Linked DNA regions of Homo sapiens: region 1 is linked to region 2. The links are chromatin loops, found by intact Hi-C in ENCODE. Cell type or tissue: dorsolateral prefrontal cortex. All regions are shown on one strand.

Region 1 (8,000 bases), 210 kb before region 2:
TGTGTTCAAGTTCAGACAATGCCTGGTACCTGCTCTGTGCTGGCCCAGGTAGGATTGAGTGGTCAACAGAAGTCTCCACCCCTTGTGGAACTCAATCTAGTTAGAAACAGTCACATTTACAAGATTGTTAGGGGACTATGATACGTGATACTCTGATTTGTTAAAAGGTGGAGAATTGAGCTATGTAGCTCAGATAGCCTGAGCTTAGTACTAGCTCAGTCTTCACTTCTGGCTGCAAGATACCACACCTTTTGAGATTCAGGGAGGGGAGAGTTTTAGCAGCACATAGTATCTGTTAGTGCCTTTATACTACTAGAAGGTTAGGTGCCAAGTGGGGCTCAGAAGCAGACCTTGATTAGCGTCTCCCCTATCCATTTTGTCAAGGGGCAGGATTTGTGTTCTTCGAACATTCCTGGTAAGGTTTTTAAACCAAGAACAGCATTGATACAAGTCCCTTAAGGTCAAAGCCCACACCCCATGCAACTGTAAGTCAGCCTCAAGTTGAGAATGTTTGCTCTGAGGCAACTAGCTTTGCATGGAAGACTCCCTGCCCGTCTCCATCTCAAGAGTCCTTTGAGTCCCATTTCCAAGCATGAGATTCAGGAACACCTGCACAACACAAAAGCCTGTTTGCTGGTCTCCATTTCCCTACAGGAAGGGGGTAGTGAGAAGTTGTTCCATTTAGAACACTGAGGCCCTGGCTAAGACTCCTTGTTCCAGGGATGGACAGAGAAACATGAAATGCCTGCTCCACAATGCTATGTTGAACAACCAGAGGAAGTTATAGGATCTCACAGGTAAGAACTATCACACATAAAGGAACTTGCTGTGCCTTGTTCATAAGAGTTTATGCATTCACAGTGGGGGATGAATTATCCTTTTTGGAAAGCAGTTTGGCCAACAGCTAGTAAGACTTAGTTATATCTAAACACTCTTGAAATCCAGCAGCCCCAGTTCTGGAAATCTATGCCATAGTAATGGGAGCACCAGCTTGAAGACCTACAGGCAACAGTGCTTATTCAGCAGTGGGTTTAGGGGCCAAAAACCAAGGGAATAAACAGCTTTTGGTCTGGGGGTAGGTGTGTTATAGGCCATTACAAGCCATTGAAATGACTAAGCTAGTCTGTTGACTTGTTTCAGACTATTAGAACTGGACTGAGAAATCCACTTAAATATGAAGTCAGTTTAGAAGGGAGAAAGGTGTGACATGTTCAATCAAAAGAAACCTGGAGCTGACTAGAGCAGAGAAAGTTGTCATGAATGATAGTGAGCATTACATGCAAGGACAGTCCAAGAAGTTGTCTTTGTACCTAAGAGCATCAAGATGAAATGTGAACTGATAAGACAAATCCACTCCTGTAGTTGAGGATGTCAACACCATCAGTAATGGGCAGAACCAGAAGGCATGGACATAACTGATCAGTCAACTGGGCTTTGTGACCACTTATACAATAGTTTGTTCCTGTTGAAATAAAGATGTTCACTCCACTGAACAGTCACCAAGACCGACCATGTTTTGGAAATAGGAAAGCCAAGCCCAGAGAAAGCAGATCCCTGTCACTTGCACTTTTAAGAAAAACTGAAGTTTTGTCCACCTTCCCTATACATACCTCCAAAGAGGGTAGCCTGAGACTGTCCATGTAAAGCACCTCTTAAGTGTTCATTTTGGGTTCACGATTTGTGAAGATCTATTTCGGGGTGAGAGGTGAGGATCCGTGCATTCATCTGGGCCCACCCATGACCTGAGACAGGGGCAGGCAGGCATTTCTAGCTACAAGACTGAAGCCTTGCTCCTGAGTCATACTTTAGATGCTGGGGACAGTCATCCTGAGATTGTCTCTTCCTGGACCATACATTACTACTATTTTTTTTTTTTTTTTTTTTTTTTTTTTAAAGGTACTAGGATAAGCATCTCCCTGCCTACCCATCGTCCCTGGGCACAAACTGCCCAGACCCCTGTTCCCAGTTAGGCCATGTTGTCATGCCTCACAATCACTATTCAGGACCAGCTGATTGGGCTGAGGTGACCACCTGACCCTGGAGCAGGTAGCTTACTGGCTGACTGCTGAGGACCTGGAAGAGGAGGAGCTGGGTCAAGCTGGAGGTGTATTTAAGGACAAAACCACACAGCAAGGAGGACAGAAGTGGAAAGCTTCTTTTGCTATAGAACAGAGGTCAGAAGAGACTTGACCAGAGCCTGGAAGCCTCCAAGAAGCCAGGCCTTCAAAGCTGCTTCAGTTCGATTCAATTCCACCAGGACCTTTAAGACAATTCCTTCTACCTGGGTCCCTTGAGGAAGCACATAAACAGGAAGTACACAGTAGGAGGATTCTGTAGACCGGTACCCATGACTCACTTCCCTCAGCTACACAGCAGGCTCCCAGGAGTGTGGAGTACATAGCTGCCTTCCATCCTGGTCAACAGGGTGATGAGTCCATCCTGACTCATACTGTGGAGGACAAGCACATGAAGCACATAACTAAGCAGTCAAGCTAGGTTTTACGGTGACTCGAGTCTATATGGCCATTCAGGAGATGCCACTTGTGTTCAGTTTCCTTTCTGGCTGTGGCTTATAGAAAAGCATCCTATTTTTCCCCAATATCACCCCACCTACCACCACCTTAGTGCCCAGCTATAACTTGAGCATATAGCAATGAGTATCTGCCTCTATGTACCATGAACATCTTCATCCCACTTCAGGAAAGATGGAATAACCTTATGACAGACCCCATCACACAGGTTTTTTCCACATGTGTGCACGATATAGGACGTTCCACTTTGTTTCCATGATGTATGCTGTTATATAGCATATTCTTTGCTTCCGAGTTATGACCCAGTACTCACGCAGTAGTACTTGCTTCTTGCTCCCACTAACACACGAGTCGTTCTCCCCTGTGTGGCACCAGGGGCTAAGTCAAACATTAGCCCAATAAATATTGTTGGGGCCAGATGAAGTCATTGCCCTGAAGTTCATGGACCTGTGTCTAGAAACAGGTTCAGAAAACCCCAGGCCAACCATGTGTATCCCACAAACTAGAAAACCAGCAGGCTAGACTCCTTCAACTGAAGGCTAGAAGTCCTCCAGGATGATTAGGCTTCATGTTCTTCCCATTGTGATGGCCCTTCAGGGAGTTGCCAGATACTAGAGGTACTTCACTTTCTGAGTCCAGTTACTCACTACCCTCAGTTCTCAGTTGTAGGTTGAAGGTTTCCTCTACCCTCTGAAGAATATGTAGAGTAAGTGCCCCAAGGGTGGAAGCATGCACCCCAGGAGTTGACGGTGGATTTTTTTTTGTGGGTGGGATAGGCATGGTCAAGTTGTTTTACTGAAGATCATAACTTCAGGCAGGGTCAGACATTAAGTTCAAGACATTGTTGTCCAAGACATTCTTATATGCCCACTTCATTTTTCCTTCATAAGGGCTATCACTACCTGACATCGTGTGTTCATCCAGAACATTTCATGCAAGCAGGGACACTCCCACACTGCATCCTCAGCACAAAGAATCTCTGTAGCATGGCAGGCATTCAGCGATCTGTTGGAAGGATTACTCTACTACATTCCTAGGCTAAGAAATTTGTTTTCATATCCTGTTTTAAGATGTCTTGGACTAGCAGCCTCACATCTTGAGGGCTTAAAAGTTAGGCTTCAGTAGATTTGAAGCCATCCCCCTGATTCCATAGTTCCTCACCTCAGGCTCTGTAGTCCCAAGTTGAGATGTGAGCTTGGATTTAAATACAGTATGTGGAAGGAGGCCATCGAGCAAGCAGTACCCAGAGGGCTGGGGGCTTGGTCATCATTGCCTTTGGCAGCAGTTTGTCATTGCTGGATCACTGGAGGGCTAGCACGAGCCTGGGATGGGCTTTGATGTTCTGGTTTCAGGAGCATCTGTGCAGTCACCCACAGGTCACCTGTTAGCCGGAGGAGTTCAGTATCCCTGAAGGGCTGAAAGATGAAAGCTGGGAGAGTTACAAGGATGAAGACAGAGACCCCCTGGAAAGAGTTAAAGGTTACTCAGCCTTAGGGGAAGATTTGCCCCGTTCGAGACCCTGACAGCCGCCAATTGCTACACTACACCATCCCCGAAACCCCTAAGGTAGGCAGTTATTCATTGCTTTTGTGAAAGGTTAAGAGACTCACACAAACACAGCTGTTGGCAACAAAACCCAGACTAAAACATCCCTGAAGGCGAGACAAGGTTTCCTCACAAAACCTCACATTGAAAGACTAGGAAGACACTGGTCTCACATTTAGAAGTTGTGCAGCTTCGCTCCAAAAACTGATGCATGAGCCCAAGACAATCTCATCTTGGAGGTCTTTGACTTTGCCATCTCCAACCTCATAACCACATTGAGCTTAGGTAAGGATAGGGACTTCCAGAGCCTGGCCTCTTTACTCTCACCCAAGGGAGGTTCAGGGAAAGACAAGTTACCAGGCTGAGCCAGCTATTGTTTCAGAGCATAGAGCACTACTGTTCCAGCAGTGTAGAATGTTGAAAACAGACTTGTTACAACCCATCCTCTTGACTCCCTAGGGAATACCAAGTGTTTGCTATATTGCAATCAACTGCTAGTAGCTGCCAGGAATATGGAGAACTCCAGATCCATGTAGAAGCTCACTATAAGCCAAGTTCCGTGATGGATTAGCAATGTCTACCACTGGTGCAGGGAGGAATGGTGGCAGGACTTGCCATGCAGTGAGCAATTCTCACTCCATTTTCAATAGGAAAGGGAGGGCTCAGGACTGTCAGGATTGGTTTCCTTGCCCTTGATGTGGCACTGCCCTGGTCCCTACAATTCTACAAGAACATAAAGGGGGGGGGAAAAGAGTAGGTAATCCTAGCAAACATTTGGAGACAACAGCCCAGGAGCTACTTCCCTCTCGAGGGTAGAAGGTAGTGAGGTCTCAGTGTACCACTATAAAGGACACTCGAGTTCTTGGGTGGTGAGTACAAAGCTGGCACAAGGACTCCTTCTGACCTAGAGGGGGCAGCACTCACCCATCATAGGGATTTTTCCATGCGAAGTTAAGATCTCAGGAGGAATCCTTTTGCGCCTTCTTACAAGGGGCATTCGAGAGTTCTTCTCCCACCACAGCCAGGAAGTCGTGTCAGGAGAGGTCTAGTTCATTATCGCCTATAAGTATAAGTTGTGAGTGATGACAGCATTAGTAGCAGAGCTAGTTTAAGTGAGACTTAGGTATGCTTTGGACATTATACAAGCTGGAAGGATGCAGCTTTTAGTCTTAGGCAGCCTTCTTAATTTGGGATATGTAGAGTTCATGTCTTAAAAGCTGCGTCTATGCAGAGAAATTATCTGGTAGAACATACTTAAGTCCCTGAAGATGAGACTCAGCCCCAGAGCTCCAGAATCTCATGTTCCAGCTACAGGTGCTGGGGTCAGTGAGAGCCAACATCTCTGTCCTCAGGGAGGCTAGCAGGGGATGCCATAAGTGGTAGAGCAGCATCCGCACAGGTGTGGCCCAAGGCATACCCTATGTGGGTATGCCTCATATAACCCTTCGAGTGGGCAGACCTTGTGCATGAGATCATGCATATGATTGTTCTGTTATAGGACAAGATTGTCCTGGGTGGGCCTGACACAGTCACACAAGCCCTTTAAAGGGAAGTCAGACTCAAAGCCTAGAAGGATTCGACACAGTTGCTGGCTTGAAAGTGGAGCTACATAGCAAAGGATGCGGGAAGCCCTTCGGAGGAAAGCAGCCCGCAGTTGACAGCCACAAAGATACTGCAGTCCTACACTCTAAGAACTCAAGTTATACCAACAAGAATGAGCTTGGAAGCTGACACATCCCCTAGAGCCTTCAGATGAGAATGTAGCCCAGCTAACACCTTGATTTCAGCCTTGGGATACCAGAACAGTCTCAGTCACTGCCTGGATGACTGGCCTACAGAGCTGAGCTGCTGTTTTATGCTGCTAAGTTTGTGTTATGCAGCAATAGAAAACAGGCTATTTGTATTAGTTATGTCTGTTATGTCTGTGCTTTGTCATAGCTTAAGCACTGCAGGGAGACTGAGCTTGGTTGTGGGGATTTTTGGCAGCCTTTCAGGTAATACCTTTGAGATGGTGCAATTTTGTCTACTATTCTGTTGCAGATAAAGGCAGAGGCTTGAAATGATTCTTAGTGAGTCTTACTAGACCAGGAACAAATTGGGTTGATTCATCTAGCTGAGGCTGGAAGTTGTCAGTATAGTTTTAGAAGGCCCTCGGGCATTAGGATGTGTTACCATCATTGAGGTCTGTACCATTTGGACTGTAGAGAGGACTTCTTGGGATAAGATACTTCTAAGCTGGCATCTCCCCTGTGAGTGAAGCTCACCCCCCAGAGGCCAACGCCTAAGGCATGAATTTGAATCTCAGTCTACATTTAGGACTAGTTCCCTTAGGAGGGATGTCAATCAAGAAGAACACCCAATATTGTGGGATCTACATTTGAGCATCCACTGTGGGCCAGGAGCCTGAAGTTAGTTCACTATTAAGGTTATTAGAGATAGAGAAAGATACTTGGAGACAAGAGCTTGTCTGGTACACGCAGCTCTTTGTTGTGTCTTGGATTTAATAGGAATCAAGAGCCCTTTTGTGAGGGTGGAGCAAGACAAATAGACTTTGAAAGTCCAGAACTGGGGCAAGCTGCCTTTGAGAACAGCAGCAGCTAACATCTGACTCACAGCAGACTAAGCCAGCCAAGACCTCTTGACTAAAAGCTTAGAATTTTAGCATTGTCTTCAGCCTAGACTAACCCTAGCTAAGTTTGCTAAGGACTGGATTTGGACTGAGAAGTTTGACTCCTACAGATGCATGTGAGCTTAAGGAGTCTATGCTCTGCCAAGAGCATACTTCCGTTTTACAGTGGTGTTGCTGACAGGCATACTCTTGCTTCACCCGAGGGTCAACCCCGAGTTTCTCCCCTCCATTCTAGGTTATATTCCAGGATGTTGTGCTTGGCCACCTTGCTTTCATCAGTGGCCTGTCAGCACAGCAGGAACCCAGAGGGCCTACCTTCAATATTCAGCCTACCTGGAGAGACAGAACCACACCACACGATCTTGAGGCTTATTCCATGGTGGTTATTGAAGGGATGTCTTCTCATCCGGTGTTCTGAACACTTTTTCAAGACCACAGCTTCTGACCCTTGCCCTCTTCTACAGCTCACTTGAGCTCTAGGACAGCTGTCTCTCCTTGCACAGGCTCTGTACTACCTGCCCCGCAGGTCTATGCACAGGGTATTCCCTCTGCTTAGAGGGCTTTCCAACCCACTTGGCTTCCTGGGATATGAGAGTGCAGTGAGCCCTCAGCTAAGGGAGGTCAGGGGATTGTGGGAGTCCATAGGAGACTACCTATAAAAGGTTTCCCAGGGAGGGTAATCCACTGCCTTTTGAAAGGCTTATATAGTCTGACTTCTCTACTTACCCCCTAACAATTAGGTCAGGCTCCTGGGCCTGGAACTGAGCACATACCCTGTGCCGGTTACGTTCTGAAAGGATAAGAGAAAGCAGGCATTTTAAGAAAGGCTTGCAGTGAGGAGATGTTGTATATCAAGGCTCAGATGAAGGGGCCAGGAGGTGAAGCCCTAGAAGAAAGCTGGAGTGGATTTTGTCCTGTGGGCTGCTTCTCCCGAAACCCAGGTGCACATGGCTTTTGTATCTTCTCTACTGGACAGTCACTTCAATTTCTAGAAGACACTTCATTGTGTGGACAGCCACCCCATCCTTCCTTGTTCTCAATCAATGCCATGCCAGAACTCAGCCTTAAGAGCATGCATTATTTATCTCTAATGGGAATAGTTATTCACAGCATTAATCAATTAATGTAGATATTTCATCAGGGCTCTGAGTAGCAGGGAAAGGGAGGACCTGAAGATTCGGGGCAATCATTGCTAATTCAAGAGCTAGGGCTGACCACGCTAGCTCAAAACTTTGAGCAAGAAATTTCCCCTAGACAGGCCTCAGTTTCCCCTATTTGTATAAAGAAGGGTATGT
Region 2 (8,000 bases):
CACGTAACGCATTTTGAAGGATCTTGAATTCGTCCATTTCATCCTTTCTATGACTCTATGTGATAGGTATTATCTTTGATCCCATTTTACAGATGAGGAAGTTGAGGCCCAGGGAGATGAAGCAACTTGTTCAAGATCACAGAGTTAGAAAGAGACACAACTAGAATTCTAATCCAATCATTTCCTCATAACTTTTGCATTGTATCCTAATGATGTCTTTCAATTTTTAGAACACAATATGCTTTTAGGGGAGCAGGGTTTTGGGGTACAAGACTCTTTCTACTTCTACCCCCTCAAGTGTGTGAACATCTCCACCCTATGTCCCTGCCTTTGTTTGTCATGTGAAAGCACACCAGAGTGGCCAGGCAGGAACACAGAGCATCTGCCAAGTTTCCATGAGTCTACAGACACCCTCAGGACACCCAGGGGTCTCCTAGCCCAGCTTCCCTGTGCCATCTCAGAACCAAAGCTGGAGCCATCCGAGCAGCCGCACCAGTCAGAATCTCCCCCTGGGGCCAGGAGGCTGAAGGGAATGGAATTAGCTTTACAGCTCTTGCTTTGTGGTTCAAGCTACGTAATGGAAAAAAAAAAGAAAAAAAGAAAAAGAAGAAAAATTATAATAACAATAAAACATTATAAAAGTTGTCAAAACTTGCCGACAATTCTATTTAGATCTATTTAGTTCCAATATTTTGCTGTCAGAGCTCCAAGAGGAAGGGGGAAATCTCTTTTGGTTTTATATTTTTAATAGGAACAGTTTTTCTTTTTAATTAAAGAAAATAACCTCCAAAAAATGTTGGCTGAGAGAGTTTACAAGAGAATGTATCAATGGACTCCGTGGAATTCTCCGTTCCAGTACAGCCAAATTGCAAAATTGCTCTCTGGAAAGGCCAAGTCCTGCTTTTGATTACTAACACAGAAGTGGGAAAAGCAATATCATCCCAATAACCACTTGTCCCTCACAGCTTGTTTCCCTCTAAAGAGCCTGAAACATCATCCCCAACACCGATCGTGAACATCTCTGTTAATGCCTGAAATACGATGTCCCCAAACCCCTCTGACAAGTGTCAAAATATGGGCATGGAATGGGGAAGTGACTTCTCAATCATTATAGAATTACACATGCAAAGGAAAGAAAATGTTAGAATCAAACAACAGCGGGGCAATTTTCACAGAGCTCATCCATGGATCAAAGGAACGGTCAACCAAAGAGACGTGGTTAGTATGACAGAAATCTCTAAAGTCCTCCAGATGAGAAGATAAAACTATTTTCTTCTACAGCTTAAGAACATCCATGAAGAAGCAAGGACACAAGAGAATTAAAGTGAAAGTTGAAAAGCCCTTCTGTCTCTAGAAATACAGGCAGCAAAAGGAGCCTGCTCTTTTTTTAATCATCATCATCATCATTCTCATCTACATTGTTCTTCAATGCCTCCTAATGTTCCAGCCACCGTACTGCTTGACTTATATGCTTATCCTGATTTGATCCTGGCAAGAACCTCATTTCACAGGTACAGTTACATTTACATTAGAGATAAGAAAATGCAGATGGGCCAGGCACGGTGGCTCACACCTGTAATTCCAGCACTTTGGGAGGCTGAGGCAGGCAGATCACTTGAGATCAGGAGTTCAAGACCAGTCTGGTCAACATGACGAAACCTTGTCTCTACTAAAAATACAAAAATTAGCTGGGCATGTACTTGGGAGGCTGAGGTAGGACAATCACTTGAACCTGGGAGGTGGAGGTTGCAATGAGCCAAGATAGCACCATTGCACTCCAGCCTGGATGACAAGAGTGAAACTCTGTCTCAGAAAAGAAAAGAAAAGAAAAGAAAAGAAAAGAAAAGAAAAGAAAAGAAAAGAAAAGAAAGAAAAGAAAAGAAAAGAAAAGAAAGAAAAGAAAAGAAAAGAGAAAAGAAAAAAGAAAAGAAAGAAAAGAAAAGGCAGGTACAGAGAGGTCAAGTGACTTGTCCCAGACCACACAGCTAAGAGGCAAAGCTGAGTCTCACCCAGGGTCAATCCTATTCCAAAACTCACGCCACCTAATACTTTAAAAAAAGCACACACACAGAAATGTATTTTCTCATAGTTCTGGAGATGTGGGTGCTAGCATGGTCAGTTTCGGGTGATGCCTGTCTTCCTCGCTTCTGATGGCCGCCTTCCCTCAGTGTCCTCACATGCCAGGCAGGGAGGGTTAGAGTGGGGGATGATCTCTCCCTCTCTCTCTCTCTCTCTCTCTCTCTATCTATCTATCTTCCTCTTTTTTATATGGCCACCATCCTGTGAGATTAAAGCCCCACACTTATGACCTCATTTAACCTTTTTTTTTCCTATCAGTTATCATGTTTATTTTTTTCACATGACATTTTAAAAATTTTTTTGTTTTGGGGGAATAGGTAGTGTTTGGTTACGTGGATTAGTTCTTTAGTGGTGACTTCTGAGATTTTCATGAACCCATCACCCGAGCAGTGTACACTGTACCCAATATATAGCCTTCTATCCCTCATACCCCTCCCGCCCTTCCTTCCAAGTCCCTATATCAAGGGGAATGGTGGAACGGGGATGAGTGATAAAAGTCCCCATAAGCCCATTATATCAGCCACCTAACTAATGCTTAATAATAAGCAATTGTTACCTCCATACCAACTACTTGGCAAATCCCACTTTATAAAGCATGCTGGTAATGAGAGAATTGGATATTGGCTCCACCCGGGCAATATCAAGATCTACTGATCTATCCTACTCTTTGCAGAAACTTTAGTTTGCAACAGTCAAATCTCACTGCTCTCTGCTGTATCAAGCAGCTACACCTGCATCCCATGGACAAGCTCTGACAAGAGTCTGGGACCCCCGACCCCAACACGAGCTGGGGGTCCTGAGTACCTCAGCTGGCCTTGGGTATCAGCGCCCACAGACCAGCTTCTCCCCAGCTCTGCCCTTCTCTCATGTTCTGTTCCACGTGAGCGAGTGCAATGAATGACGCCATTGTCGCTGGGTCTGGGTTGTAAAACGTTACAAGGGAATATTGAAATCCACGGCCAAACTGCATCCTCAGCCTCCCTCCAGCTAATGAACACCCGGGAGAACGTTTTCCACTACAGCCGACTGAATTGGCCTTTTCATGGGAGCAGGTGGCAGGGGGCGCTGGCATGTTCAGATTTTTGTGTTTTTTTTTTTTTTTTTTTCCTGGTGATCCTTACCCAATTTCTGGCAGCCTTTTTCAAACAACTAAAGCAGTGCACTGGGGCAAGGCGAGGGACTGTGAAATCCCTCTTCTCTTGGAGCAAATTCCTCTTCTCGATAGCATTTTAATCTGTGATTAAAATTAAAAAGGGGGCCACATCACCCCTTGAGAGCTTTCTTGATTTCTTAACATTCTAATTCTAATACACTTGAGGAAGTTGTTCTGATCTAACATGCACGGACACGGCAGGGACTGCAGAGGGCACACCCAAGGCTGGATTTCGCCTAGTGCAAATAGTAAATAATCACTGGCTTCTTCAAGTCTGCAAAGTGCTTACTCAGTTTACACTACACCAGCAGGAGAAGGGCGCTGGGTACCATGTTGCTGATGAGAATAAGGGGACACAATGTTCTCACTTATAAGTGGAGCTAAAGAATGTGTACAACCTGGGCGTGGACATAGAGCATGGAATAACAGACATTGGAGGCTCCGACGGGTGGGAGGTGGGTGAGGGATGAGAAATTACTTAATGGATACAATGTACACTATTAAAGTGATACTTACACTAAAAGCCCGACTTCACCACTATGCAATAGATCCAGGTATAAAAGCTACCCTTGTACTCTCTAAATTTATACAAATTTCAAAAAAGAATGGGGGTGAGGGCACAAAGAGGTTATAAAACTTTCCCATTGTCGGTTTTTTTCTTTTGTTTTTAAGACAAACTCTCACTCTGTTGTCCAGGCTGGAGTGAGGTGGCATGAACATAGCTCACGGTGACTTCAGGCTCCTGGGCTCAAGGGGTCCTCCTGCTTCAGCCTCCCAGGTAGCTGGAACTGTAGGCATGTGCCACCACACCCAGCCAATAGTTGTATTTTTTTTTTTTTTAGAGATGGGGTCTTGCTATATTGCCCAGGTTGGTTTTGATCTGGCCTCAAGTGATCCTCCCCTCTGCCTCCCAAAGCACTGGGATAATAGACATGAGCCACCTTATAAGGCCTAAATTTCCCATTGTTGACTCAACCAGGGCTATATGATTTGAGGGGTGCCAAGAAACTCAAAGGCACTTCTCTCCCTGGCCTTAAGTACCCACCACTTGTAAAAATTTTGGTTTGGGGCCTTGGGTCCCACTTGTTAAATCTGTAGATAATATAGTATCAGAGTGGTAGCATCAAGCTCAGGCTCCGATGTCAGGCCAGGTGAATGTGCCTTCCTTCAGTATCCAGGCACGAACTAGACCACTCCATTGCTGGCTAGTTTCTTCCTTTACCCAAGCCTCAGTCTTCTGTCTATAAAATGGGGATAATAAAATAGCCACCTCTTTGGGGTTATAAAATGAAATGATGCATGGAAAGGCTTAGCGAATATATATACATACACACACACACACACACACACACACACACACACACACACACTGGGGACACATTGCTCAATAAACACTATTTTGTAAATATACATTATTATATTTTGGAGCAGAGGTTCTTACCCAGCAAGGGCTTCAAATGGGTATGAATACCCAAAAATGTCAAATATTTAGAGCTGATCACTTTTTCTAGGAAGAGGTTCACATTTGCATTGGCTACTCAAAAAGGGTCTGTGATTCAAAAAACGGTTTTGACTCAAACTATAGAGATGGTTCGGAAATCATGGAGAAAAGTCCTGGGCAATTCATGACATTACCCTTTGTCTCAGTTTCCCTGTTTGCATAACGGAGAACAAGAGGCCTATCTCACAGGGCAGGTGTGGATTCTGCGGGTAAAAGCTAGATGTAAAACTACAGACAACAAAGGACAATTCAAGCTAAACTTTGTAAAACTACAGACATAAAAGGACAATTCAAGCTAAAGTTTGTTTGTTTGTGTTTGTTTTTGAGACAGTCTCGCTCTGTCGCCCAGGCTGGAGTGCAATGGTGCAATCTCAGCTCACTGCAACCTCTGCCTCTCAGGTTCAAGCGATTCTCCTGCCTCAGCCTCCCAAGTAGCTGGGACTGCAAGCACCCACCATCATGCCCAGCTAATTTTTGTATTTTTAGAAGAGGCGGGGTTTCACCATGTTGGCCAGGCTGGTCTCAAACTCCTGACCTTGTGATCCGCCCACCTCGGCCTCCCAAAGTGCTAGGATTATAGGCATGAGCCACCGCACCCAGCCTCAAGCTAAACTTTTAATGAATTTATGGTAATAATTCATCAAATAGTCTAGTACTGAACTGAACAGCCAATATTTTAGTCCAGTCTTGTAAATTAACCATTTAAACCAGCTTAACTATGACTTAGGTTTAGTCTTTTCTTTTACATGATTTTGGAACAGGGGTAGGGTGGTGAGAAGGAGTCCTCCAAGGCCTCAATCCTTCTGGAAGCTGGAATGCTACAGCTTTCTCAAACTGCTTTCTGTACCAAAGGGATTGCCTTGGGGCATCCTTTGTTCTGGGGAAAATCATGTGGAGGCCACTGATGATCCAGAAGTAAGCCAAGGACTTCCTGGTGACCTTCGCTTCTGAGGATGACCTTGGCAAAGTCACCCAAAGCAACTATTTCTGAAGGAATGATAAATGTTTTCTGTGCTAATATAAAAGTCTGCCTCCTTCCCTGTTCAGAACAACTACAAGGTAGCAGGTCTCTTGGAAAATAAAATTTTAATGTGAGGATGTTAATTAGTGGAGTTGGGTGATTGGGGGACACGGCTTAGGGTGGGGATGGACAAAGACGAGGAACTTCCTCTAGGGGAGTTGGTTTCAAGCTTGGCTGCATACCATAATCACCTGGGAAATTAAAAATAGATATGTTGACACCCAAACTCACCCCCAGGGAATTTGATGTTATAGTTCTGGGGAACAGCATGGACACTGGGAGTTTTTAAAAGCTTCCCAGGAGAAAGAAGTCTTCCACAAAGAGTATACACTGGATGATCCTATTTATATGAAATTCTATAACAGACAAAACTAACCTATAGTGAAAAAAGTCAGGACATTGATTGCCTCTGGTGAAGAGAAGGAGGCAGGGAGTGACAAGGGGGCAGGAAATGAGAGAATTTTCTGGGGTGATGGGAATGTTCTATATTTGGATAGGGGCTTGGGTTTCACAGGTATGTGCATGTGCCAAACAGTGAGAGGTGTACTTAACATTTGTACATTTCACCCTATATAAATTCAACCTAAAATACAGGAGTGTGAACAAAAATTGAGTCCTAGTTAATGATGTGCACACTGTAGTGTTTGGGGTAAAATGTACTCATGTCTGCAATTTAATTTGAAATGCATCAATAAAAAGAAGGAGGGAGGGAGAGAGGGACGGAAGGATGGCTAGATGAATGGATGGATAGGTGAGTGGATGGAGGGATATGTGGTAGAGCAAATATATAGCAAAATTTTAATTGTAGACTCTAAGCAGTGAGTACATGGGCACTCATCGTACAATTCTTCCATGTTTCTCACACGCCTTCGATTTTTCATAATAGAACACTGAGGGGAGGACTACAGGTAATTCTAATGTTCAGTGTGAGTTGAGTACTAAGTAGAGAAAAGGGTTGCCTTTTGTGTAAAATGGCCCATACATGGGCTTTGTTTGCAGAAATACAATCACGTGTTCATCTGCATTCTCTAGTGCTCACTCATTCTCTAGAACCAAGGGATTACCCAAGTGTGACCAGGGGACACCTCCATCAGAGCCACTGGAGAAAACTGTTGAAGGGCAGTTTCTGACCCATCCCTGAAGCCACTGACTCAAACCTCTGAGAGTGAGACCTAGAAATCTTTTTTAACAAGCCCCCCAGGTAATTGTGATGTCTACCAAAAGTTTGAGAAACACTGCTCAATTGTGGATGAACTCAACTCAATAGTGGTGAAAAAAATCCCATTAAAAAATGGGCAAAAGACCTGAATAGACATTTCTCAAAAGAAGACATACAAATAGATAAGAGGTATAATAAAAATGTACAACTTCATTACTCATTGAGGAAATACAAATCAAAGCCACATGAGATATATCACCTTACACCTGTTAGGATGGCTATTCTCAAAAAGACAAAAGATAACAAATGTTGGCAAGGATGTGGAGAAAAAGGAATCCTTGCACACTGCTGGTGGGAATGCAAGTTGGTGCGGCCACCATGGAACACAGTATGGAGGTTCCCAAAAAAATTAAAAATAGAACTATCAGCCAGGTGCAGTGGCCCACGTTCTGTCATCCCAGCACTTTGGGAGGCCAAGGCAGGAGGATCACTTGAGCTCAGGAGTTCAAGACTAGCCTGAGCAACATAGCAAGGTCTTGTCTCTACTGAAATTGAAAAACATTAACAAGGCATGGTGGCACGTGCCTGTAGTCCCAGCTACTTGGATGGCTGAGGTGGGAGGATTGCTTGAACCCAGGAAGTGGAAGCTGTAATGAGCCCTGATCATGACACTGCACTCCAGCCTGGGCAACAGAGTAAGACCTTATCTCAAAACAAAACAATATATAAATAACAGAAAAATAGAACTCTCATATGACCCAGGGATATATGTATATCCCTCTTCTAGATATACACCCAAAGGAAATGAAATCAGTATCTTAAAGAGATATCTACACTCCCATGATCATTGCAGCACGATTCAAAAGAGCCAACATATGGAATCAGCCTGAGTATCCATGAGTGGATGAATGGATAAAGAAAATGTGGTGTGTATATATATACACACACACACACACACTAGAATACTATTCAGCCTTAAAAATAAAGAAGGAAATCCTCTCGTTTGAGACAACATGAATGAACCTGGAGGACATTGTTAAGTGAAACAAGCCGGACACAGAAAGATCAACATGACATGACTCACTTA

What was found. A loop is a pair of places that touch in the nucleus more often than their neighbours do. Peaks named below come from ENCODE experiments on the same cell type or tissue, not always from the same donor. Only the 100,000 strongest peaks of a DNase experiment are listed, where the experiment ranks them.
Region 1: it touches region 2 in a loop (4-fold over the local background); 3 of 110 quality-filtered maps call a loop at or near these places.

The regions. Positions count from the first base shown.
Region 1 is chr12:114,161,574-114,169,573 of GRCh38, forward strand. No RefSeq gene overlaps it. Among named protein-coding and RNA genes, the nearest start is that of LINC02459, 76 kb to the right of the region's middle. RefSeq lists an enhancer at 1,658-2,857. In dorsolateral prefrontal cortex, CTCF peaks have their summits at 4,988 (motif pointing right) and 5,189; a DNase peak (open chromatin) is centred at 4,998; H3K27me3 peaks cover 3,806 bases.
Region 2 is chr12:114,368,422-114,376,421 of GRCh38, forward strand. All of the region lies in intron 7 of TBX5 (T-box transcription factor 5), which reads right to left. Among named protein-coding and RNA genes, the nearest start is that of TBX5, 34 kb to the right of the region's middle. In dorsolateral prefrontal cortex, a CTCF peak has its summit at 3,167; a DNase peak (open chromatin) is centred at 2,990; H3K4me3 peaks cover 794 bases; H3K27ac peaks cover 1,016 bases.